Linked DNA regions of Mus musculus: regions 1 and 2 are each linked to region 3. Evidence: chromatin loops called from intact Hi-C (ENCODE). Cell type or tissue: left cerebral cortex. All regions are shown on one strand.

Region 1 (8,000 bases), 79 kb after region 3:
GTCCACAGGATCTGAAATCCTTATATGTTCCCCACTAGTAATTTTTGTCATTTTTTCCCCCTCAGCCTAGATTGTGGCTTATTGATTTTATTATGTTTTTTTTTAACAGCTCTTTGTTTTGTTAATTTTTAAAATTCATTTACCGTCTTCATTCTTTGGTTACTACTTGAATATTACTTTTGTTACTGAAGATTAGTTGGTCTTTTGTGAAAACACCTTCTATGGCTTGACATGTTCTGGACTGGGCTCCTGATGCCTGCTTTCTCCCTCCTCAAGCTTCCCTTCAGTTCGAGCACCCTTGTTCTCAATGTCACCTGAAGCAAAGCCCCAGTGTCACCACCAGCTCCCTGCCTGCCCCTCCCCCGCTGCCCCTGTAAGATGCAACTCTGCAGTAACTTTGAGTCAAGCGCTTACAGCTGCATCCCTTCTCACTGCCCCGCTGCACTCTAAGCCACTGCCATGTTTCTCTAACCACGGGACTGGAACATTCCTTATTTTCCCTTTCAACATCACAGCCAGAGAGAGCCAACTATGACCCAGCCATAAAATACCTTCTCTCAGCTTAAAACCTGTCAGTGGCTCTGCAGTAGCTCAGAGTGAGGGTCAAAGTCCTTGTTGGTGGCCCTGTGACACGCCCCACAGCTGGCATTCTATCCCCATATCTCCTGCCTTGTTCACTTGGCCCTCACCAGTCTAGGCCACTAAACATGGCTCACACACAGCAGGTCCTCTTCATGCAGGCCTTCCATGTGCAGAGTGAACCAGAGCTCAGTGCTCATTGCCTGGCCTGACCTCCTCAGGCCATGACTCGTGTGTGTGTGTGTGTGTGTGTGTGTGTGTGTGTGTGTGTGTGTATTTCTGATCATCACTAGATCCTCTTAGCCTAGCACATTATATGGTAAGTGGTCAGCAAGTGTCTGTGGAATGGAAACAAAGTACAAGCATGCAGGCCTCCTCCAGAACACCCGGCTCTGTCCTTCCTGCCTGTAACTATGATTAGCAGACACTTTATTCTATGGGCACACAATGAGAAGCAGTCTAGGCTTTGTGGCTTGCTCTTCTTCAGCACAGATGTACCATGGTGATGAAAAAGAACTTTAAGAACAAAAATTCCCGAAAGACAGAATAATGTGTAGTAGCAGGGTTCAGGGACACTTTTGTTTCCCAAGTTCAGAGGGCCATTATGGCATCTGAAACAGATCCTGTGTGCACCCAATCACATGCATGTGGCAGAAAACTTAGCCTCAGTGGCAGCACGTCTGAGCACGGCAGCAGCTGAACCTGGCCCGATGCTGTTCTGTGCAGTGTCAGAAATAAACTGTCTGAGTTCAGCTTCCCAGTGAGAAGGAAGAGGGATCCTGAGGAGCCAGTGCTGGCCGAGGTGTGCTCACAGGCCAGTGTTTCACACCTGTAAAGAGCAAGGACTTTAACACTACTGCCACTGACAAAGGGTGACTAGTTTTGAAGCCATCTGGAGGCTTTATAGGGTTTTTAGTTGAGAAATCTCAAACTGTGTTCAGTTTCATAGTCTGTTTTGAATTGTGTGACTTACTCTGTTTGGGTTTTATCTAGAAAGAACTCTAATACATTTAGGCCAAAATGTTGAAGGTTCTCACTTTGGCCCACAAAGCAACCTTTAAAAGTAACTGCTGCAGAATTCTACCAGACTTCAAAGATGAACTACAACTGATCCTTAAACTCTTCAAAAAGAGAGAAACAGGGATCGCTCTCAAGATCCTCCTTGAAGCAGGAACATCCGAATACACAAATGAGGGGAAGACACGTGAGTCAAGCGTCAGACTGGGCTCCCTGCTGAACGCAGCTGCAGACATCCCCAATAAATGCTAGCCATATATCAAAAAGAACATCAACCATGAGCAAGCTGGCTTTGCCCTGAAAATGCAGGGTTTGTTAAAAATAATAAGTCAATAAATACATCATATAAATGAACTTGAAGATAAAAGTCACATAAGCATCTAAAAATGGCTAAGACATTAAAAATGTTTGTTATGCTTAGCAATTAGGGAAATAAAAGTCAGAATAACTTTGAGAGTTCATCTTACACCAGTCAGAATACAAAGATCAATAAAACAATGGCCAACAAATGCTGGTGAGGCTATGGAAAAAGAGGAGCCGCATTCACTGTTGGTGAAAATGCAAATTGGTGTAGCCACTCTGAAAATCAGTGTGGAGAACCCCAAAAAGTTAAAAATAGGCCAACCATCCGACCCATTTATATAGCCCTTGGCATGTGCCTCAAGGACCCAACATCTTACTGCATAGACATTTCTCACAATAGATGGGAAATGGAAACACCCTAAATGGCCTTCAGCAGACAATGAATAATGAAACTATGGGGCATATATACTACAGAATACTATCCAACTGTAAGGAAAAGTGAAATTGTGAAACTTACAAGCAGAGGGACCTAGAAATGGTTACACTGAGTGCTGTTTATGGTTTATAGCCCCAAATCTTCAGATATGATTATACAACATGGAATAAACACAGAGACCAGGATTGCATAAGGGACTGCAGATGTCAGAAGCAGGGGAGCTGACAGGAGTGACAGGGTACAGGTGATACAAGGTGGGGAATGGACAAACAGCTAAGGGTAGGAATGGAGGGGGCAACACAGAAGGTAGATGTACCAAATGGAAGTTGTTTATTAGCGCAATGAGTCATACGATTTTATAGTCTCTAAAATTTACAATATGTGTGTATATATACACATGTACATATTCTATGTAATTTTAGGTAAATATATAAATAACTTGATTTTCTAGGGCCTTTCCAAACATCTTTGGTATTATTGGCACCTCCTCCCTAGGGCTTCTGGCTAAGTGCACAAAAATAAACTGCGCTGACCTTCTTATCCCCTGGGAATGCGGAGAGGAACACAGATGACTGTGGCAACAATTCCATCCACTTCCTGGAGACAATGCCAACTCGGGCTGAGGCCCTAGGGCACTAAAGCCTAGTGAAGGCAGACAACTGTCCAGGGACATCCAGACCTAGCACATGTGTTAGCATTCCCTCTAGGCTCTGCCCAACAGTTACCTGGGAACAGCCAGGTAGGCTTGGCTTCCTATAAAAGGGGCTGTTTGGCCCTTCCTCTCCCTTTGAACTCTCTGCCCCTTCAATCTCTGACCTCTTTCTCCATCTCTCCTCTTCCCCCTCTCTCTACATGTTTCCAGCCAGCCTTGTCTCTTCTCTCCCTTTCCCTGTCTTTCTGTCTCTACTCTCTTCTCAACTCCCTTTCCCATGCCCTAAATAAACTCTATTCTATACTAAACCTGTCTTATGGTCTCAGCATGGGCCTGCCGAGGCTCCCCTCCCACCTCACCATACCTCACTATACAAAACATATCCTGGCCTTGTTTTTTTATAAAACACAACAACATATGCCGGTCTCTGCCGATTGACTATATCTGTATGCATCTAATTTTCCCAGCACAGAATTGGGTTTTGTCTCTCCTCAAGAGACCATTTGTGTCCCTCTGAGATGATGACATGCAGTATAGCTGCTATGCTATTTCTCATCTGAGTATCTTCTGCAATACAAACCAGACAACTGAGACTGCAAACCCAACACACATCTTCTGATGGGACATTATATAGCAGGCACTCACAACCATGGTGCCTCTTAGTAAATATTTTCTGGTCACTGCTGCAGGGGACGGGAGACTCATCTACAAGTGAGTCTGCTTCAATTTACTACTTCATAAGCATTGAGAAGCACAGCCAAATGGCCAGACCTCCTTAGAGAGCTACGAACAAAACTATGGAGACAGGACCAGGTCAGTGGTTGACAGGTATCGGGGACATGTGGGGAGGACACAGAGGATGTTCAGAGCACTGGAATAAGGTGCAGATCCTGTGTGACACAGTAATGGACACAATCAAACCATGAAGTCATGCGACTTAAATGTGTACGATCAAAAATGCCTTTTATGAATGGTAGGCTGGCAATGGGACTTGGGGATAGAGTGCTTGTCTAGCATGTGTGTGAAGCCCTGGTTCAGTCTCTAGAACTGAAAAAGGGTGTAGGGGAACAATGGGAGCACGTTGCTATAGACAATACAGATTGTTCAAATCTATCCTACCCACAACACTGAGGGAACCCTAGCTTGCATTATGGTCTTTGAGGAACCATGGCATGTCAATGGAGGCTCTGCAATGACTGCAAAAAGCACATCACTCTAGTGGGGAGGATGAAGAGGTGATACATGCAACAGGCAGGATGTGGGACACCTCCCAACACTGCTCTCAACTTTGCTATGAACCTAAAGATTGCAATAGAGAAATAAATGAACTTTTTAAAATGTCGTGAGAACTATCTAATGCGCCCTGTTAGTGTTTTACGGCTTATTTTTATGTGCATGGGTATTTGGCCTGCAGGTATGCATATCTTTGGGCCATGCGTGTGCAGTACCTACAGAGTCCCAAGGGAGGGTTGGTCACCCAGAACTGCAATTACAGGTAGTTGTGAGCTGTTACATGGGTGCTGGGACGCCAAGCCGGATCCCCTGGAAATGTGGGCAGTTCTGAGCCACTGTTCCAGCTGTCAGTACATTTCTTTCAACCACAATTGAAAGTGGCTCAGAAGGGCTCTGAATTGTAATTACCAAGTAACTGAAGCTATAAAGCCTACATTATGTCAGAGACAAGACAACAAAGCCTTCTGGGAAGGCTAGCGACTGTTCACTGAATGACGACCTGGTGTCAGTGCTGTAGTTGGCCTTTGTACAGACTGCTCATGGCAGTTTCATGACTATGAAGATGGTGCTCTTCTGGTCCTGGTAGCTAGGAAGCTGAATTTAGACAAGTCAGGGACTTTGGACAAGACAGAATATAAACAGCAAGTTACACTAGAATATAACCCACTTTCTAAGTGTGTGCCTTATGCTCCCTTCAAGTAACCATAGGGCTTGAACCCCACTCACTGAATGCAGCATCGTGAAGCACATAAAATAGAATTTCGACCATTTCTATGTATTCAGCCTATGCATGCTTCCCATGATGTAAATACTGAAACGGAGAATTCCATCTCCTGTGTGTTGAATGAGCAGTGAGTGAATGGGAAGGCAGGGCTATGGGAGCTCTGGCTATGGGCTGTACAGCATCCCTCACCATCCTTTCTCGGGAAAGGCTAAAGCCGAGCACTATAATCAGAAAGGTCTCCTATTGGTCAGGCTTACTTCCAACTGAAGTCTCACTAAACCTCACACTTGAAACAAGATTACCCAACATCAAAGTAGCCTTCAGCTAGAGCACCAGGACACATGCTTTTCTACAGGTCCTGAGACCTGTCTAAATGTGCCCTGTGTCTTCCGTCCCATGGCTTTCCCCCACAGGCACTTGCGGCTGTGCACACAGGGCTGAACGTGCATTGGTAGTGAAAGGCGGGGCTTTCCCTCTGCCCCGCTTACATCTATAGCAGCTCTGCAAGAGGCAGTGGAAGGCACTGGGGAGGGATGAAAATAACACCCTGTGTTCTGGCTTCAGCTGCTTCCCTCAATCTAAGGAGATCGCTTACTGTATGTGCAGGTCTTCATCATACAAGAATGATGGAGACTTTGTTCAACTTTGTTCTGGAGTCTTGAGACTCCCACCACCACTTCTGGTCTCTATCTAATCGGTAGTTATCCCTCAACTTACAAAAGCGCTATAAAATTTCAAATTAAGAAACCAATTTAATTTAAATCCAGAAGAAATGCTGTTCTCCCAAGTAAACAATGTCCTGTTTCATTCACCTAAGATGGAGGTTCCTAGGCAGCATTGCAGAGGAGGAGTTTGAGCTGGGCCTAGAAAGGAGAGCAGGGAAGGAACTTGGCAAGTCCAAAGACTTTCGGGAATCATGACTTCTACCCAGCTGTCCCCGTGACCCCAGGAAATATTACCACCAAGCCCAGCCATTGCTGGGCACCATGGTATCTAGACTATAATGTTTTCTAAACTGGCTCTGACTCATGCCCCTGTCATGGATCTGTCATAGGGAAGGCAGCCTCATCCACTGACATTCTGGTGACAGGTTGGGAGGAGGCTTCAGGAGCAGTTGGACCACGGAAGTGAGCCACAGCTTGGACCCAGAAAGCAGGAAATCAGGGAGAGCTTCCAGACCAAGATCCAGGAGGAAAGAGAGAGGGTCTGCAGAGTGAGGAGTGCTCAGGATCAGCTCTGTACCTCCGACAGTACTAGGAGAAGCAGCACACACAGGACCCTTCCCCCACGCACCTTCTGTGTGAGCACACATTTGCTAAGATCACTGCGCACTGTAAGGTCTTGGGGGATATGCTGTGGTGAAAAAAGCCTAATGATGAACACTGGGACTGTCGGGTTTTCTGAGCCACTCACACACTATTTAAATAGAAAAGTAGCTTCCAGTCAAGTACAGCTTCTCAGAAAAGCTGGCAACATATGATCTCACTTGTAGTACAGTCACTAAAACAGCCGAGAATATCTAGAGGAAGAGTCATCCATGGGCCACCACATTAAATTTTAGAAAAGAATTGAGTGACAGTCCTCAGGTTTCTAAGGTAAGCACTGTGCCCAGGATACATGAAGAAGATCTAGATCATGTCTGTACAGACACAACCTGGTTTATTGACTTTTTTTGGCAGAAATCTTATGTTCCCAGGGAGAATAAGTCTCTAATTACTTTTGGAGTTTCCCTCTCATCCTTGTTTTCTGAAGGCAGCCAGTGCAGGGCATGGGGGGGGGGGCGGGGGGAAGGACCAGCTGGGTATTTCATCTGATGACGGCTTGGGCTGTAAGCAGCTTGCTTTAGCCTGCCACACACACACACACACACACACACACACACACACACACACACCCCAAGCTCTTAGGTGAGATGCCAGCCAAGTAAAGCCTGCTCCATTTTCTAAGCCATGTGAGCTCCCAATGAAGCAAAGCCTTCCCCTGGCCCTGACCACCACCACATGGATCAGGAAAACCACCCAGCTGAGCACAGCTAATGTATAGAATAATGGGGGGGCTAAGCCCCCAATTTTGAGGTAGATTGTTACACAGCAACATGAAACTGGAGCTGCCAGTGAAGGCATCCATCTTTTGGCTACAGGGATTAGGGCTGGGTAAGAACTAATATGAGGAGGCCTGTCACTGTGGGACTGCTGGTCTAGAACTAAAAGGCTGGGCTGAGCCAGCAAATACCACAGGGTACACTTACTACAGAACTCATGAAGAGCAGTTGCAGAAGACCAAGGAGAGGCCGAGCTATAACACAGTAGGAACTGCGTGAACAGGAGCTAGCTAGCCATGAAGAATGGAGAGATGCCAGAGCTAAGCCAGCACAACCCTGGAACTAGAGGACACAGATGCTCTCGGTCACCAGGGCTTCTGACAGCTTTCTGGCCCTCTGAGGCAGGAATGCAGTGTTTTGATCCGAGTTCCCTGTGGTCTCTCATGATTTCCTGTGAGTGCCAACACTTTCAGCCGGTTCTCTGCCAGCTAGTCTTGGTGAATTTCTGTTCCTGGTAACCAGCTACACCAGGACTTTTCCACCTTGAGATTCTGCCATCAAAAGCACAGCAATGAACATGCACGGTAACTGTTCTCAGGGAGAGATTACTTCAGTGAGGAGAGAAGAAAGATCGATCAACTCCTCCCCACAGTGCTGGTGGGAAATGAGCCACAGAAGTCCCTGCCCACATTCCTGATACAGAGTGAAACCAATAAGAACACAACCAAGTTAAAACCACAGCAGCAGCCAGACTGCGCAGGAAGTGGCCAACTAAGGAACAGGGTCCTGTTGCACAGCTCCGCCAGGCTGGCCTCCTGCTCAGGTCACCTAAGAGCTGCGACTGCAGGCATGTGCTACTGCACTACACTGAAGTTAACAGGCTCATAAAGCTAGCAGTAGCTACTCTGAGAAGCGATAAAAATACAGAAAACTCTTTCTTATACTCGACCGAACTAGGGAGGGACACAGTTAATGATGGTTCTTGTATCTTTTGTTTATAGAGCGGAGGAAAAAA
Region 2 (8,000 bases), 340 kb after region 3:
TGGGCTTTGTTTTTAGGGGTCTAAAAACACATTGAATTGGGGTCTTACATTCCCCACTCCTTGTAGTAAATAGTTCTAATCATAGAACTAGAAAAATTAAACCTCTAACTCAGTACAGCCCGCATCAGCCTGTTCTACTTTTTGATATTGTTGGCTTAGTATAAGAACCTGTACAGCACTGACCTGCTGTCTGACAAAAGCCATTATCTTGTTAATTATGCAGGGGCCTTTAGTAAATAAAAGAAGTAAAACTAATAAGGGGCCCGTGAGGGCAGATAGTAAAGTAGTCATACATGGGGATTTTGTGAACCAACCTTCAAACCATCCTTCATTAGCTTCTTGCTCTCATTTTCATTTTTCTAACCTTTCTCTGATGTTGGCCATAGAGTCTCTAACAATAGCACATTTGCATAGCAGATTCCAGCAATGGTCAGGGTGGGTCAGGGTGACTTTCTTTGAATGAACACTCTCTGAACCCAGGAAGCAGGCAGGTAGGGAAATGTCGCTATCTGTTTTATGATTAGCATAACTTGGAGCATTGAGTCACAAAGGTCACATTCTCAAGCCTGGGCCTAAAGGCCTAGAATTTTTTTTTCATTCCCCACTTCTACTTGTTAGTAGTTCTAATCTTAGAACTAGACACTATCTTCTCCCTGACTCAGTTGATCCTTTAGGGCATGGTACTATTGTCTCAAAACTAAAAGCTGTCCTGCACTAATTCATGCTCTTCAACACAGATGGACCTATAATTAAAAGCAGAATCAGAATCAAAAGGGGTCCCATAAAAGTAGAAATTACGGTGGTCAAGAGTACAAGATAAGGGCCTTTCCACCGAATCTCAAGGTTTTCTGCACGGTGGTGTCTAATGTAGACTGAATCTCTAACTTGGAAGTGATGTGGGGCTTGCAGGTCTCCTTCTCTTGAATAGGCCTTCTGGAGCTGCTTCCATGCTCGCTGTCTCACCCACTTGAGCACCTTGAGCCTAGAGAACAAAGGCTGGGAAAACAGCATGTCAGCACTATGTACAGAGGCTATTTTTACTAGTGAGCGCCCCCCCCCCTTAGAGTAATTTATAGGGGGGTCAGTCCAAACTGTCCAAGGGTGTTTCTAACCCTGAAGAGCACAAGGGGTAGGAGGGATATCCAATCATTAGCGCCAGTTTCCACTGTCAATTTGGTAAGGGTCTCTTTAATGGTTTTATTCATCCTTTCTACCTGTCCTGAGCTTTGGAGCCTGTATGCACAATGTAACTTCTAATCAATCCCCAGTATCTTGGCCAGTCCCTGACTTACCTGGCCAACAAAGGCAGGTCCATTATCAGACCCGATTACCTTTGGGTATCTCCAATCTTGGGAAGATTTCTTCTAGGATCTTTTTGGCCATCACATTGGCCATCTCAGTCCTGGTAGGAAAAGCTTCTACCCAGCTTGAAAAGGTGGATAGAAACACTAATAAGTACTTGTTACCATACTTGGCTGGCTTCACCTCAGTCTTTTTTCAGGAGGCATTCTGGAAGGATGAGCATTAACCAGCTGGCAAGACACACAAAGTTTGACGACCGAGTCAGCCACTCCTGATAATCTCAGAACATGATAAAGGGATGTTCTAACCAGTCTCTGCAGATGTTTAGCTCTTAGGTGGGTTGGGTGATGTATCTGTTGGACATATTCTAGTCCTTTTTGAAGGGTAGGATCTCCTTACCTTCTGAGGTTTAGCAAGTCCTCTCTGGGATCCTAGAGAACTGGTCTATCTTTTTATTTCTTGCCAGTCTTCCAGGGTGTACTTCCACAGGGGTTTTGGACTTTTCTGCTACAGGCAGAAGGTTAACACTCTGGGCTGCCTGCTTGGTGGTTAGGTCTGTCATCTGATTCCCTTTAGCCATAGCATCTTAGGTCTTTCTCTGCGGATGTCAACAGCCCCCTTTGTCTGTATATTGCTCTGTGCCGTGGCAAAAGTATACCTGCTGTCAGTGTAAATGTTGATAGACTTCCTGTTTGCCATTCGTAGAGTTTGTATCAAAGCCACAAGTTTGGCTTTCTGGGCCGAAGTCTCTTCAGGGAGGCTGCTGGCCTAGATCACTTGCTTTCTGTCCACCACTGCTGCCCCCGCCTTCCGCTTACCTTCAACTATGAAGCTACTGCCATTCTTGGACCAGCTCCGACTCCCAGGCCAAGGCTGATCCTTCAGATCATTTCGAGTATCAGCTTCTTCTGCCAGAATGTCAGCGCAGTGATGAGTAGGTGAAGAGTCATCAGTCTCAGACAGTAGGGTAAAGGGATTGAGGACAGCAGGGGAATGAAAGTCACTCATTTGGTCAACAAAAGGCTCTGATAATGTGTCATACGACCGTTGGTCATCCATCGGTCAGGGGACTATTGGGTAATGCTTTCAAGAGCGTGGGGTGCCACTACAGCATCCTTGACAAGTAGAGCTATGACAGCAATAGCTTTTAGGCAAAAAACAAAACAAAACAAAAACAAAAACAAAACAAAACAAAAAAAACAAAAAACACCTGCTGGCAACAGGTTCTAACTTCTTCAAAGGCTTTCTGGTGATCTGGAGTCCACACAAACATCTCCCCTTCCTTGGTTAGTGGGTACAATGGGGCAGCTAAGGTCACAAAACCCAGGTATCCAGAGCCTGCAGAAGCCAGCGGTGTCCAAGAATTCTCTTACTTGCCTTGGTGTAGTTAGGGTGGGGATCTGAGTTGCAGTCTTTGTTTTTTCTGGATTCCTTTAGCCACCGCTTCCAGTTTCAAAGGGTGTATCCCAAATAAGTAACTTCAATCTGACACAGCTGAGCATTTTTAGCTGAGGCTTGGAACCCAACTCACTTAATTCTGTTAAGCACATTGATCTTCTGTTGCCCAGGTTCCCTATCTGTCTAGGTCCTGTCTCTTTTTTTCCCTCTTACCACTGTGGCCAAGATTCTAGTCAAATTTCTCTCTTGTCTACAATCCCTCTTGTTCTCTTTCTTCTCTCTCTCTCTCTCTCTCTCTCTCTCTCTCTCTCTCTCTCTCTCTCGTAATATACCTTCTCTTATCTTAGCCAAATTAGTGGGCTGTTTTGAGGAACCTTGGAGACCAGAGCCTGGCAATAGATTTCAAGCTCTCCCTACCTTTAACCATGTTGTAGTCCCAACCAGGGCGAGTCAAAGGGAATCCTATGTCGATCTCATTTTGTAGCTGTGTAGGCCGCCCTTCGGCTCCCGGGATATTTTTCTAGCCTCTAACAGAATTCTCTTGCTCTTTGGTTGTGAAGAGTGACTGCAACACCTGCTGACAATTATCCCAAGTAGGCTGATGAGAGAACATAAGGGACTCCACCAACATTGTGAGGCATTGGGGATCCTCTGAGAAAAGGGGGTGGTTAGTTCTCTAGTTATAAAGGTCAGCAGAGGAAAATGGCCAGTACTGAAGGGGTTGAAGATTGGACGGGTCCACTGGAGTCCATCCAGACTCTGCAGTCTCCAGCTCAGTGTACCCGCAGGGAGTCTGCTGCCATGGCCACTCTCGGGGAGCTCGGAGGGTGCCTGTGTGGGCCCCCTGGCCTTGTCCTCTCCCCTCCCCTCTGCCTGTCCTGCGGCCATGAGGTGCGTGTGTGTGTGTGTGTGTGTGTGTGTGTGTGTGTGTGTGTGTGTGTGGTGGGGGGGGAGGTATCCCGGGACCTCTGTGTCAGTGTCCCCCCCCCCCCGTGGGGTCTGCCCCCCTCCGGGCCGTGGTTCCGAGCGCCTCAGCAGGCACCTAGCAGCTGACTTAGAACTGGTGCGGACCAGGGGAATCCTACTGTTTAGTTAAAACAAAGCATCGCAAAGGCCTGAGGTGGGTGTTGAGGCTGTGGATAAGAGGGAGGTAGTGGACTAGGCCACGCAGGAGGCTTCATAGATTTTTGGAGGAGCCAATGGATTAGCTGGTGGCTCTGATTCAGGAGAAGCCTTCACTTTCGATTTCTCTTGTAACACCAGAGCACAACCACAATTTTGGGAAGCAAAACCCAGTTTTAACAGTGTAAACAATCTATTCTCTGTAAAAATCAACACCAAAAATATTACTTGCTACAAAGCTTGACTGCCTGTTCCTGCACACAACCACAAGAAGGTGCAGCCCCCAATACTTCAAATAGACACTGCCCTAAGTCTTATCTTTTATAAGTCTGGTTTCTAGGATAAGAATTACATAGAGTATTACCCAATTTAGGCATATCTTTAGAGACCTGTTTCCTAGGGTTGTCTCATGCCACATGTTGTAGTTCTAAATTACTCCAACCCAGAGTTATCAGTTTTAAGCCAACTTTCTGTTACCAATGGTACAAATTTTTAATCATAACCAATAACTTATGAGCCAATAATCTATAACCAAGACATATAAAACATATTTATACCTTTAAAACTATTCAGAAACAAAAATGAAATGGCTGCATGCATTTGCTTATTTAAACCAAACAAAATTCTTAATTTTTCTAGCTGTAGTTTCAAGAGAGGAGCTCTTTGTTACCTGATGAATCCAATAATCACAAGCACAGAGATTTTTGTAGGAAAAACAGCCATCAGTTCCCTTACCAAAGAACTTGAGAAGCTGCTGGTCCCTTTAAGAGCAGCGTTCACAATCAGCTCCTAGCAGGGCTTCTCCAGCCACACTAGACTCCTAACTACAGGTGCAGGGCTCCAAAGACCAAGTGACACTGCCTATTTATTTTTTCTTTTTCTCTTTCATGGGTTTTCAGAAGGCCAGGACTTGGGAGCCTGGCTTCTGCTGGCACACCTGAGGCTTGACCCAAGGTGGAGGATTCTGGACCAGGTCTTGCCATTACTGTAATGTATGGCTGTTGGTGAGGGTGAGGTCCTGGTCCTTCCTGAAAGATAATGGCTTAGTCAAGTCAAAAGCTCCCTCTGGTGGCCAGTCAACGTCAAAAGTTGGCCACTCAGAGGCACAAAAAGTCTGCCAAGGTCCTTTCTTAATCTCCACAGAGAGGTTATGGGCTCTAGTCCTAACTTCAGTCCAATGGTTAAGAGTCAAACTGGGGGGGGGGGGGGGGGAGGGGTGGTGTCATCGTCATAGTCTGTCTCATCGTCTTAGTCACAAAGAATACAAACAGCACACAAATTGTCAACAAACACAAAGACCAAAACCAGAGAAATGACCCAGAAGGTCCCTGAATCAGACGGCCGGTTCTCAACAAAAGGTTACAGTACCACTACCGACATACAGATGGAATGGAGGTCCCCCCAGATGGAACAGAGGTCCCTACAGAGGAGACAGAGGTCCCCACAGATGGGACAAAGGTCCTCACAGATGTGACAAAGGTCCCCAAAGACGGGACAAAGGTCCCTACGAATGAGACGAAGGTCCCTACAGACAGAGCATCCCCAAGGGCATTTTTTAAACGGGATTCAGGCTGATCAGTATAAACTCAGGTGGATCAGAATCCAAAACTCAGGTGATCAGAATAAACTCAGACGGATCCAAACTCAGGCTGTGGCATGCTTCAGAAGCAAAGGATGAGACACAGACAAACCAACCTACACAAGAAGTGCTCGTTCGTTACAGAAAACAGACACTCAGAACAGAGACTCCAGTCGGCAAGCACACATTCCAGAGAGCATCCCCATACCTCCAAGTCGGTTCTTGGGTGTGAGGGGTGGTCGCAATTTTTGGCCAATGCATCAGTGGCAGAATTCCTTTTTGATATCTACAGATAGATTGTGAGCCCTAGTCTTAATTTCAGTCCAATGGTCAAGAGTCAGTCCAAGGGGAGTGCTAATGGTCTGTCCCATTGTCTGAGTCATGTACAGGGAGACAAACAAAACACACAAAAAGATTACAAAGACTGAAACCAGGACCCGCCTCCTGCGGGACTTCCAACACCAAGAAACAGAATTAAATGGCGGAGTGGGCACAAAATCTCTCCTCTTTAGGAGGGATTCAGGCTCCAATGTGGCACCCAGATGGAAAATCTCCAGGCGTCCCTGGAGCTCCCTCCAACCTCCTGGGACATCTCCCAGGGTGGCAGCCAGTTATCCCCTGACACATCTCCCTTCCGTCAAGGACAAGGAGTTCATTGCTCTCATAAGCACAGACGACTGCAAATCAAAACCAAAAGTACCGAATTTAGACACAGCTGGCAGACAAAGACAGAATCTTACCTCCAAGAGGGGTCTCCAAGAAATGGGGTGGCCACAAAATCCCGTGACGAGCCCCCAACTGAAAGACCCCCATTTCGGGGAGACCCTCACTCAAGTCCTGGAATGAGCCGATGCCCCCATAACACGAGAGAAACCGTTCTTGAGGTTTATTCTCATGAGGTTTATTCGGGAATCAGCATGCTGAGGCCGAGCTCATAACCCACACAGGGGCAGAGGAGATCAACCCCCAGCAGTTGCAGTCGAGGGTTTTTAAAGAATAAACTGCAAAGTGAGGGGAGGATAAGACCACAAAGAATGGGGAAGCTGAGTAAACATCGTAAAAATGGGGATGGTGAATTACAGCTCATCTCTCATGGAAAGGTTACAGGTTATCTTTGGCAAACATTCTTGGTCCTTTACACTATGGGTCAGGTGCCTGGGTGGGTCACCCAGTGGTCATCGTTCTCTCAGGCCTAAGGCAAAAGAACAAAGAACTCCATGCTGGGCTTTGTTTCTAGGGATCTAAGAAAGACATTGAGTTGGGGCCTTATAATTTCATATACAAAAACCAGGCCTTGTTTTCTCTAGAGCAACTAGATCTCTTATTCAGAAAAAGTAGACAGGGTTGCCTTTCTAATGGGCTTCATACTAAAAGATAAACAGGTTTCAGATGTAACTCTTTACTATTCCTTTATTTAAAGAAATAGTGAATTATTGCCAGACTGTCTTAACCGGCCAGCTTCCAATAATGACACAGAAACTTATTATTCATTAAGGCTAGCCTTATAGTTTAGGCTCATTCCCAACTAGCTCATATAACCTAATTAACCCATTTATTCTAATCTACATTCTGCCACGTGGCCCATTATCTTGTTTCTTCCTCCATGTCTGGCTGGCAATAACACACACACACACACACACACACACACACACACACACACACACACACCTGCAATTCTTCCCAGCATTCCCCCTCTCTGTCCAGATGTTCCCCCTTTCCTCTCTTGCCCAGCCATAGGCTGTCAACTCTTTTATAAAGCAAACAGTGAGACAAATGATGCTTCATAAAAATAACAATACCAAAGTCCAGACAGTACTTAGCACTCAGCTGGTACAGAAATCAACATTTGAATAATACAAAGACAACGTTGACACAGTGCACTGGAGATTATCCCAACAGTAAAGGACTGCTTTCAGTAATCAGCCACTTGTGTCTTATGAAAAATGATTAAATTGGGGTTGGGGGGGTTTATAAGTTTATGTTGAGCTATGAGGGTCAAAGAAAGTAATTTCTGGGGATATGAAAGCTTAAGTTATGAAGGTATGAGGAGAAAATTATTTAAGGTATATGAAAATTGAGAAATGTTCAGATTTCTTTCTCCTTCTTTGTGCCTGGAATGCTGGGGGCTGTTGGTCATGTAAGATAACAAACCACAAGTCTTTGCTTCTGTAAACAGGTTTGGTTGTTTCAACTGCACGGGATGTGCTTGATCACAAGTAGGCAGGAGGTACCCCAGGATGCATGCTTGCCCCTGATTGGACAAAGACAGGAAGTACATAGCCTTGTGGTTTTTGCCTCTATGAGCCTCTGAATAAAGTAGTTCTGGCATACTCTGGGATCCTGAGTATGGACCTGATCAGTGTCCATTGTCCTGGCCAGTATTTAATAAAGCTTGCTTCAAAATTGACTCAAAATTTGTGGTTGTGATCTTATGCTGGCCTGCAGGAATTAAAAAAAAAAAAACAAAAACAAAATCATCGTGTTCCTCCAGCTAGCAGTCCCCAAGGAGGTGGCCCTCATGCTGTACACTGCACAACAGCAACCTGCTTATTTATTAGCTTGCTTTCTCCTTCTGATTCCCTTCCTGTTTTATTCAAAT
Region 3 (8,000 bases):
GAACCACAGCTTCTTGACTAGAAAGGAATGGAAGGGAGGGCCTTTTGCCCATCTGAAGGACCTGCTTCTCCAAGTTCTCTGAGTTGACTTCATAATTTGTTCCGCCTTTGCTCGCCTGCCACTCTCCTGTACATGCACGCACAGAATCGCATACGCACACACGCATGCACACACACATGCACACGTGTGCACATACATAGCAAAACACCAGTTTGTCTAGACTAGTTGGCTAGCAAGCTCCAGAGATCAGTGTCCACATATAGTCACCACTGGATTGCATCACACATGGCTACAGCTGGATGAGAAGTTGATGCAGGGGTCCAAAGCTGGGTCTCTATGCTTGAGGCATTTCCCCAGCCAACCCTTTTGCTTTTTAAAAATGTCTTCCCTAGTATGTTGTTCACATAATAATCTTATTTTCTTGTAAATATATAACCCCATATCCTTGTAGAAAATCCAGAAAAAAAAAAAGTATAATCCCACCATGTTTTTCAAAGTCAAGACTACTTAAAAAAAAAAAAAAACTTATACATTGCAATCTTATTTTTCCAGTTAGTCATCTGTTGTATGTCTGTGAATTGTCCATCAACAGAATATTTTTAAAAAACATGCAGGGTTCACGTGAGTATATGTGCTGTCCTTGGATGCCTGACTAATATCTTCAGTTGCTTTTATGTATGCACATGGTTCCCTGGGGTAATGTTCTAGGAGTACATTGCTAGTACAAAACAACAAAAAAGTAACATTTATAAAGCACTTGTTAGGCCAAACTGTGTCCTTTATCAAGACTCTCCAATAATCCAATCCCCTAAGAATTACAGGCCATACTAAATAGTGTTACCATCTTATATTTGGGCTCAAAGAGTTGCTGACTCGTTAAAGCCCTAACTATTGTATGTGACAGGCCTCTTATACACTAATGCTAGGGCTATAGCGTTCATATTCCAGCTTGTTCTCCAGTACAGCGGCTGAACTGCTTCACACACCCATACCCTGTCATTTAATGCAGTGTAATATGTAGTCATTGTGTTCTTGTTCTATTTTTCCTGATGCTGTCTTCCAGGGCTATTGCCATATGCTTCTCTGGCTTGGGTTTCATTCACACCAAGTGTGTGTGCGCGAGTGTGTGTGTGTTTTACCCTGTGTATACCACAGCTTCCTCAGAGCATCTGCAGCCTTCCTCCTTCTCATCAAGACTTTCCGTTTCCTGTTCTTCCCACTTCTTGTTCACCCATCTGTTCAAGCAAGACTGGGCGCCTTTCCTGTCTCTAGCTGCTATTCTTGGCTGGTTCCTGCTGCTGCTGTCAGTGTTGGCTCCCATGTCTGCTTATCTTGTGATCTGAGGACACTCTTAGAAGCTGAGCAGAGCCCACCCCAGGACCCTTCTCGCCCTGTTTTGCTGCAAAACTGACAGTCACTCTTGTCCATAAGTGACCCTCAAACATGGTCTCCATTAGGGACAGTGGGAACAGCAGACTATGTGTCAGACCCTAGCATCTCACACATTACTGGAAGGAAGAATGTGAGAGAGGGGTTTCTGCCCATCTGAAGATCCTGCTCCTCTCAGTTCTCTGACTTGACTTCATTACTGGTTTTTCCTTTGCTCACCTGCCACTCTCCTGTACATGCACACAGACACTTGCATACACACACACACAAAACTTTGTTGACTGGATCCTTGTTTCCTGGAACATGCTTTTCTATCATTGCTTCTGATTCCTCCTCCTTCAGTACCTTCAGAATTCTAGAAAACATGCTCTCATTTCCATGCATCCTCCTGCATCTTCTCCAGAGCTTCCTACTCCTTTCTTGGCTTTAAGAACGTACAGACTGTATCTTCCTCTAAACTCATAGAGGCCAGGAGCCCACATCTCAACTGTTATTGTATTTTCTGCATGGCTTAACACAATGTAAATGAATGTATTTATTAATCAAGTTGATAAGGAAGTAAATAATAAATCATAAAACCTTATACTATTTAAAAAATATCAAAAAGGTACTGAAGGTATATAACTAACACCTGAAAGATGTATTTTATAAACAACCAAATTGCATAATATTCAGCCAACTTAATGCCCCTGTAGAAATGCCTTTCTTCTTTTAAATAAGGTCTCACCATGTAGTGCAGGCTGATCTTCAACTGCCAGCAATCTTCCTGCCTCACCCTTACAAGCAGTGGATTTGAAATGTACTACAATGATAAACCATTTCTAAACATTTTAGAAAGGAAATAGTTTAGTGAACCACTAGAAGTTAGTATCTCCATTACAGTTGGTAAATGTGCATTAAATCTTTGCTAGGAAAGCGTAGAACATGAATGTGAGTCCATCTAGGGAAGACATGGGCGAGCAGCCAAGGGATCTGGTTCTTGGTTGGCTGCCTAACCTGGAGCATATACTCCCAGAGAATATGGCTGACAGGAATATCTGTCAGTAAATGAGAGGATCTGCCACACAGGTTTGTTGTGAAGAGTAAATGGATCCATACATGAAAAGCTCATTGTGAGGGTCTATATACGCTCAGCCCATGGAGTGGCACTGTTAGCAGGTGTTCTCCGTGGTGGAGTAGGTGTGGTGTCACTGTGGGCGTGGACTTTAAGACCCTGATCTTAGCTGCTGGAAGCCAGTATTCTGCTAGCAGCCTTCAGATGAAGATGTAGAACTCTCAGCTCCTCCTGCACCATGCCTGCCTGGATGCTGCCACACTCCCACCTTGATGATAATGGACTGAACCTCTGAACCTGCAAGCCAGCCCTAATTAACTGTTGTCCTTGTAAGAGTTGCCTTTTTATCTGTTCACAGCAGTAAAACCCTAAGACACTCATTGTCCAGTTTATTTAATATCACTCTCCAAAAAGTTAGATGCTAGCTTTTTTTCTTTTCTAGTAAAGTATCCCCTGCCCTCTAACTCTTACCTATAAGGCTTCCAAATACAGTTTGCTGTGGTCTGTAGGTAGCCCAGCCTCGGGTGTCCAGTTCTTGCCTTATATATGGATTTGCTCTTCTAAACGTAGGACAATGCTGGATTCTGATGTCCCTTATTGATCTTTTGCCACATGAAGTTTAGAAACCAGAAACTACTATTTTCTGACAGTGAATCATAAATTTCTGTTCTTTAAGCCAGTTTCATTGTTTTAACTTAATTATGTTTTTAAAAACCGAAAAACTATATGACTTGACTTATTGAGTGTATGTCCTGGCAGGAATCTCCATGCATACTCATCTCCTTCTTCCATCATTTCTGGCAGACAGAGGTGTAAAGAAGAATTAAAGAACTTGTCAAAGTTATTCAACTAGAAAATGGGAAAAATGGGTTTTGAACCCAGGAATGTCTACTCCAGAATTCCATCATGACCCCACCACATTCCTTCCTATTACAGATAGTAGACGATGCAAGCAAGAGTAAACACAGTGAGCGGTTCCTTTCAGGACCATTAAGTGGTTGTTTTCATATGACCTCAGGGTGATTGGGCAAGCATTTCTTTTTTATTCAGAAGGCCAGTGTAATGAAAGGGAGTGACTGAAGCTGCCTTGTGGAGAGTATTGTTAGCTGCAGGGAGTGTACAGCCTGAGACACTAAGATAGAGATTAAAGTGGCTTCTGACAGTTTTAGAATTGCAATTATATAATATGATGAGAATAAGCGGCAAGCCACCCTTTGTTCCCACGTGATCCCATTTCTATTTATAAGCTGAGTGATAGCTGAAGGCTTTCAGAATGTTTTTCACATTCAGCAACCTCGTTGGGGATGAGAAACTGCATTTCAGAGTGCCAAATATAAGAGATTCTTGGCCCTTTGCACCTGCTTCAACCAGAGCAGTCCTCTTCAGTCTTAATGACCTTTCCCCGAAAATGAAGGTTTGAATGAATAAATGTGCCCTTTCCACAATGTTTGTGTGGATTCTGTATGTGTTGAGATTATAACAGAGCTCTTATAACAGAGCCCCCACATGAAAACGAAAATTTAGAAATTGTAGTTTCTTATCCTTCTAAATTTAGCAGCCAAGTACCTAGGGTAACCCATAGTTGCAAACCTTGTTCTGCCCATGGTCTCTATCAGATAGTGATAGCATCTAGCATGGCAGAGTAGCAGAGTGTGGACATTTGAGCTGCAAGCGCTTCTCCAGCTGCCCAGTACCTCACACCAGAAGGCCACACACAGCTCTTTTCTCTAAAATGTGTCCCTCCCAGCTTTCCCAAAGCAAGGCACTAAGTGCAATAAAGGCTTCTGAATAAGATAAAGTTCCTAAAGGCTGTTGTGTTTTAACTGATGTGGCTGCTAATCTAATAAACCATTACCCCACGTAAACAGAGTTTATTTCAACCAGGAAGCTTCTCTTTTCTGGTGTTCTTTGTATACTCTGGGTTGTCAATACCCTACCTACTAGCTACAACCAGACCCTAGCTTGAGTCCTAGGCTAGATGCTGGTTGGGTTTGTTACCACAACCAACAGATGACTCCGTGAAGGCTGCAAGAGGCTGGGGCCAAGCTTCCCAGAGCACTGTTTCTTGTTTCATTATAAGACTTGTGCACTCTACTGTATGGTCCACTTTCATGTCCCAACTCATTACCACTTTAAGTGCCTTGGGAGCAGAATTTGAGTATACATCCTCCAGAGGGTTGAGTTTCCACCAGGGCTGGAGAGGGAGATGGCCAAAGGCCACATGACTTGTCAGTGACAAGACAGGAATGGAACTTAAGTTTCTCTCATACAACAGCCGCCCACGTTCAACCATCTCTCAATACATAGGGGGCAGCTTCAAAATTGAATATCACAGGGAGGGTTCTGTTACTCCCTTCAGTCTGTGAGTTAGGAACTTGGACAGGGTTCATCAGGCTGTGCTTTGCTCCAGGTAATATTAACTGGATCTCTCTTCCTTACCTGGCTACAGCTATGATGGACTAAAAGATACCAGAACAACATTTTATCATGTCTAGAGTCCCACTGCTTCTCCTATGGCCATTCCTCCACCATGATTCTCTCTTGGATGCTCTAACCTGAACCTCGTATATAACCTCGAATATGTTAGGGAAAGCAGAATTTGCCAGGCTTTTAAACTTTCCCCAACGTGACATAGCTTGACTTTACGGCAGTCTCCAAATGAAGGCAGTGAGGCCAGTACAGATGCAAGAGATGGAGAGGGATTCTTGTAGGCTAACGAGACCACATGCACTTGAAAGAGAAGGAATATATGGTACCATCTCCTCAAACTGACTGCAGCTTTCACAGATGAAGAAATGCAGCCTTCTCTAATTGCCACAGCTATCTTACAGAACAGAGATGTGGAAAGGGATGGAGAAAGGAAGAGAGAGAAGCGGCCTGAAACAGCCCATCCATCCCTTTCACCTTGATGCCCGGTTAGAGTTGGATAGGTAACTCTGCCTGTCCCCATTAGCATCCTTCGGTTTAGCTCCTGGTGCTCTTTATCCTTATTGGAGAGCAGGGGAAGCTGTTGAACTTCACAGGAGACATAAAGAACATGGGAAGTGCTTGTGTAATACTCACTTTTCGAGCGCTGCTACGTCTGGCTTTGTCAAACATTTCAGTGCACATTGCTAAGACCTCTTGAGGTTGCAGTTCAGTCACTGCTTCTTCAGTGCTGTGTACATGTGTCTTCAAAGTGCAGCACACCTACAAGGGACCTTTTCAACTATAATTCCCACCCAACCAGCCAAATTATAATTGCTCTTTTAAAAAGAAGAGCGATGCCTCGCTCGGGAGGTCTCTCTCCCCTCTTGTTCATGGCACAGAGGACTTTTATATCAGAACGAAGGCATCTGAGACTGAAAAGCCCATGTGCTTACTGGTGCCGGCCCTGGCCACCCCTTTGCTTTTCTACTCTAGCTGTCTTGGCTAAAGTATCCCAAATTTTAAGGATTATTCCCTTTCTCTGAGGAAAAAAAAAAACTCCCAAAATACTACAAATTTCTCTAGGAAATTGTTCACATGTTTAATTTTTCCTTCAAAATAAAGACTTTATCATCATCTTCTCCTTCTTCTCCTCCTCCTCCTTCTCCTTCTCCCTCTCCTTCTCCTTCTCTCTTTCCTCTTCCTCCTCTTCTTCATCCTCCTCCTCTTCTCCCTCCTTCTCCTTCTCCTCCTTTTCCTTCTACTTAGATTGTTTTTTGGAATTTAATGACTCAGCCAAGAGGACCTTTTTCTAGAAACAAACAAAATGCCCCAGCTTCATATCAAGAGAGGAAACATAAGAATAGCTACTTACCAGCTGCTGGGAAAGCTCACATTTTAAGAGATTATCGTTGTCTAGACAATAATAAAGTTTCTGTGACAAACAGAGGTCTTTGGTTTCGTGTGTGTGTGTGTGTGTGTGTGTGTGTGTGTAGAAAATGGAATTGCCTAGGAAGTATAGGCTAGTGAAACACAGTTTTCCATTTTAATTTTTATTGCTCGGTATTTTTAAAGACATTAGTTGGCCAACACAAAACCAACTCCATGTTTTGTTCTGGGCTTTCTGTTTCATCTTGTTTTCGTATTTATGACTTACCGGTTTTTCATTTTTTTTCTTTTGACTTTCGTTTTGTTTTGTTTAAAAAAAAAAGAAGAGAGAGAGGGAGCATAAAACTTGTTGGTAGAAAGGTAGAGAAAAGCCAACACAGGCTGAGGGAGGAAACACATGATGAAAATAGATTGTGTGGAGTAAAATGTATATTTTATGTATGTTTTATACAGCATTGTATGTTTACAGGTAGCCAAAGCTAGAATTCAATTAGGAATACTTGAGATTCTGTTTGTTTGTTTGCTTGCTTGCTTTACCTTTTTATTGATTCTTTGTGAGTTTCACATCATGCATCCCAATCCCACACATCTCCCTGGCTCTTCATATCCTCCCCCTGCCCTTGTATATGTGGGGAGTCCCCACAAAAGAAAGCAAAAAATAAAAATAAAAATAAAAACACACACAAAAAAAAGAACCTAGAAACATCTCCTTGTGGAAGCTGTAGTATATCCTTCGTCCACACATCTTTGCTTGCAAATGTTCATTGCAATGAGTCTTATTGGTCTGGTTCAAGGGCTCTGGCTTTTGCTAACCCATCAATACTGGATCCTCACTGGGACTCCTCTCAGATAACCTGCTGTTGCCCTATGTCTTGGGGATCCTGTGCCTTTGAATCTGCAGGACTGGCAGATCCTATGTTTTCACACACTCCAGCAGTTCATAGATGGGGTAGATGTTGGGTGGGCCAAGTCAAAGCCCTGGATCGTGGCCTGAATGGTGGCTGAATTGGTCAGCCAGTCAGCTCTCCAGAACTCGCACCTTTAGCAGAAGCTCTCTAGCACTGCTTTGGCTAACACACCCCATGCTGTAGCTGACATGGGGCAAGGTCAGCTCTCCCTGGCTCATGCCCTCAAAACTGGCTCACCTGTGCCCCTGCCACCAGGGCTAGCTGTACTGTGGTCTTTAGAGGTAATATGAGCCACATACATCAACACAGACCCCTATTGCTGCAGGGCCATGGACCCAGACATGGCTCTCAACTGTAGCATGGGCTAGGACTTCACCATGATTTCAAGTGGCAGAGTAGGCTACTCACATGAGGCTGTTCCTCTACGTCCTCACGTCTCCAAGTCCGTCTCTCTTCACAGTGCTCAAACTGTTCCACTTCTCTTTCTGTCCTATTTGTCTACCACGTAGTAGGGTGTCTTCTGAGTCTCATGGTCTCATGACATGGCGGCAGGTGGGTCTCTGTATGTCTTCAGCCCACGTACACCTTGAGATTTTTTTTCAAAGTGTCTTTTTCACTCTTTTTGATGATGATGGTAGTAGTGGGCTTTTTGTTGTTGTTGTTGTCGTCTGTATTTGGAGGCTGTGCATGATGGTGCAGACCTTTAATCCTAGCACATAGGATTCAGAGGCAAGTGGATCTCTGTGAGTTCAAAGCCAGTGTGGTCTACATAGAGAGTTCCTGGCTAGCCAGGGCTACAAAGTAAAACCTCATCTCAAAAGTAAAACAACAACAACAATATTATTATTATTATT

What was found. A loop is a pair of places that touch in the nucleus more often than their neighbours do. Peaks named below come from ENCODE experiments on the same cell type or tissue, not always from the same donor. Only the 100,000 strongest peaks of a DNase experiment are listed, where the experiment ranks them.
Region 1: it touches region 3 in a loop (4-fold over the local background); 3 of 42 quality-filtered maps call a loop at or near these places.
Region 2: it touches region 3 in a loop (2.2-fold over the local background); 6 of 42 quality-filtered maps call a loop at or near these places.

The regions. Positions count from the first base shown.
Region 1 is chr17:50,677,816-50,685,815 of GRCm38, reverse strand. The region is part of intron 5 of Plcl2 (phospholipase C-like 2); the gene reads right to left. Among named protein-coding and RNA genes, the nearest start is that of Gm41598, 110 kb to the left of the region's middle. In left cerebral cortex, no CTCF peak of the experiment used is centred here; DNase peaks (open chromatin) are centred at 5,390, 6,329, 7,341, 7,694 and 2 more places; H3K27ac peaks cover 1,546 bases.
Region 2 is chr17:50,415,918-50,423,917 of GRCm38, reverse strand. No RefSeq gene overlaps it. Among named protein-coding and RNA genes, the nearest start is that of Gm31015, 4.2 kb to the left of the region's middle. In left cerebral cortex, a CTCF peak has its summit at 4,881 (motif pointing left); a DNase peak (open chromatin) is centred at 4,866.
Region 3 is chr17:50,756,824-50,764,823 of GRCm38, reverse strand. The region is part of intron 18 of Tbc1d5 (TBC1 domain family, member 5); the gene reads left to right. Among named protein-coding and RNA genes, the nearest start is that of Gm41598, 30 kb to the left of the region's middle. In left cerebral cortex, no CTCF peak of the experiment used is centred here; DNase peaks (open chromatin) are centred at 1,196, 1,696, 2,383 and 3,660; H3K27ac peaks cover 3,679 bases.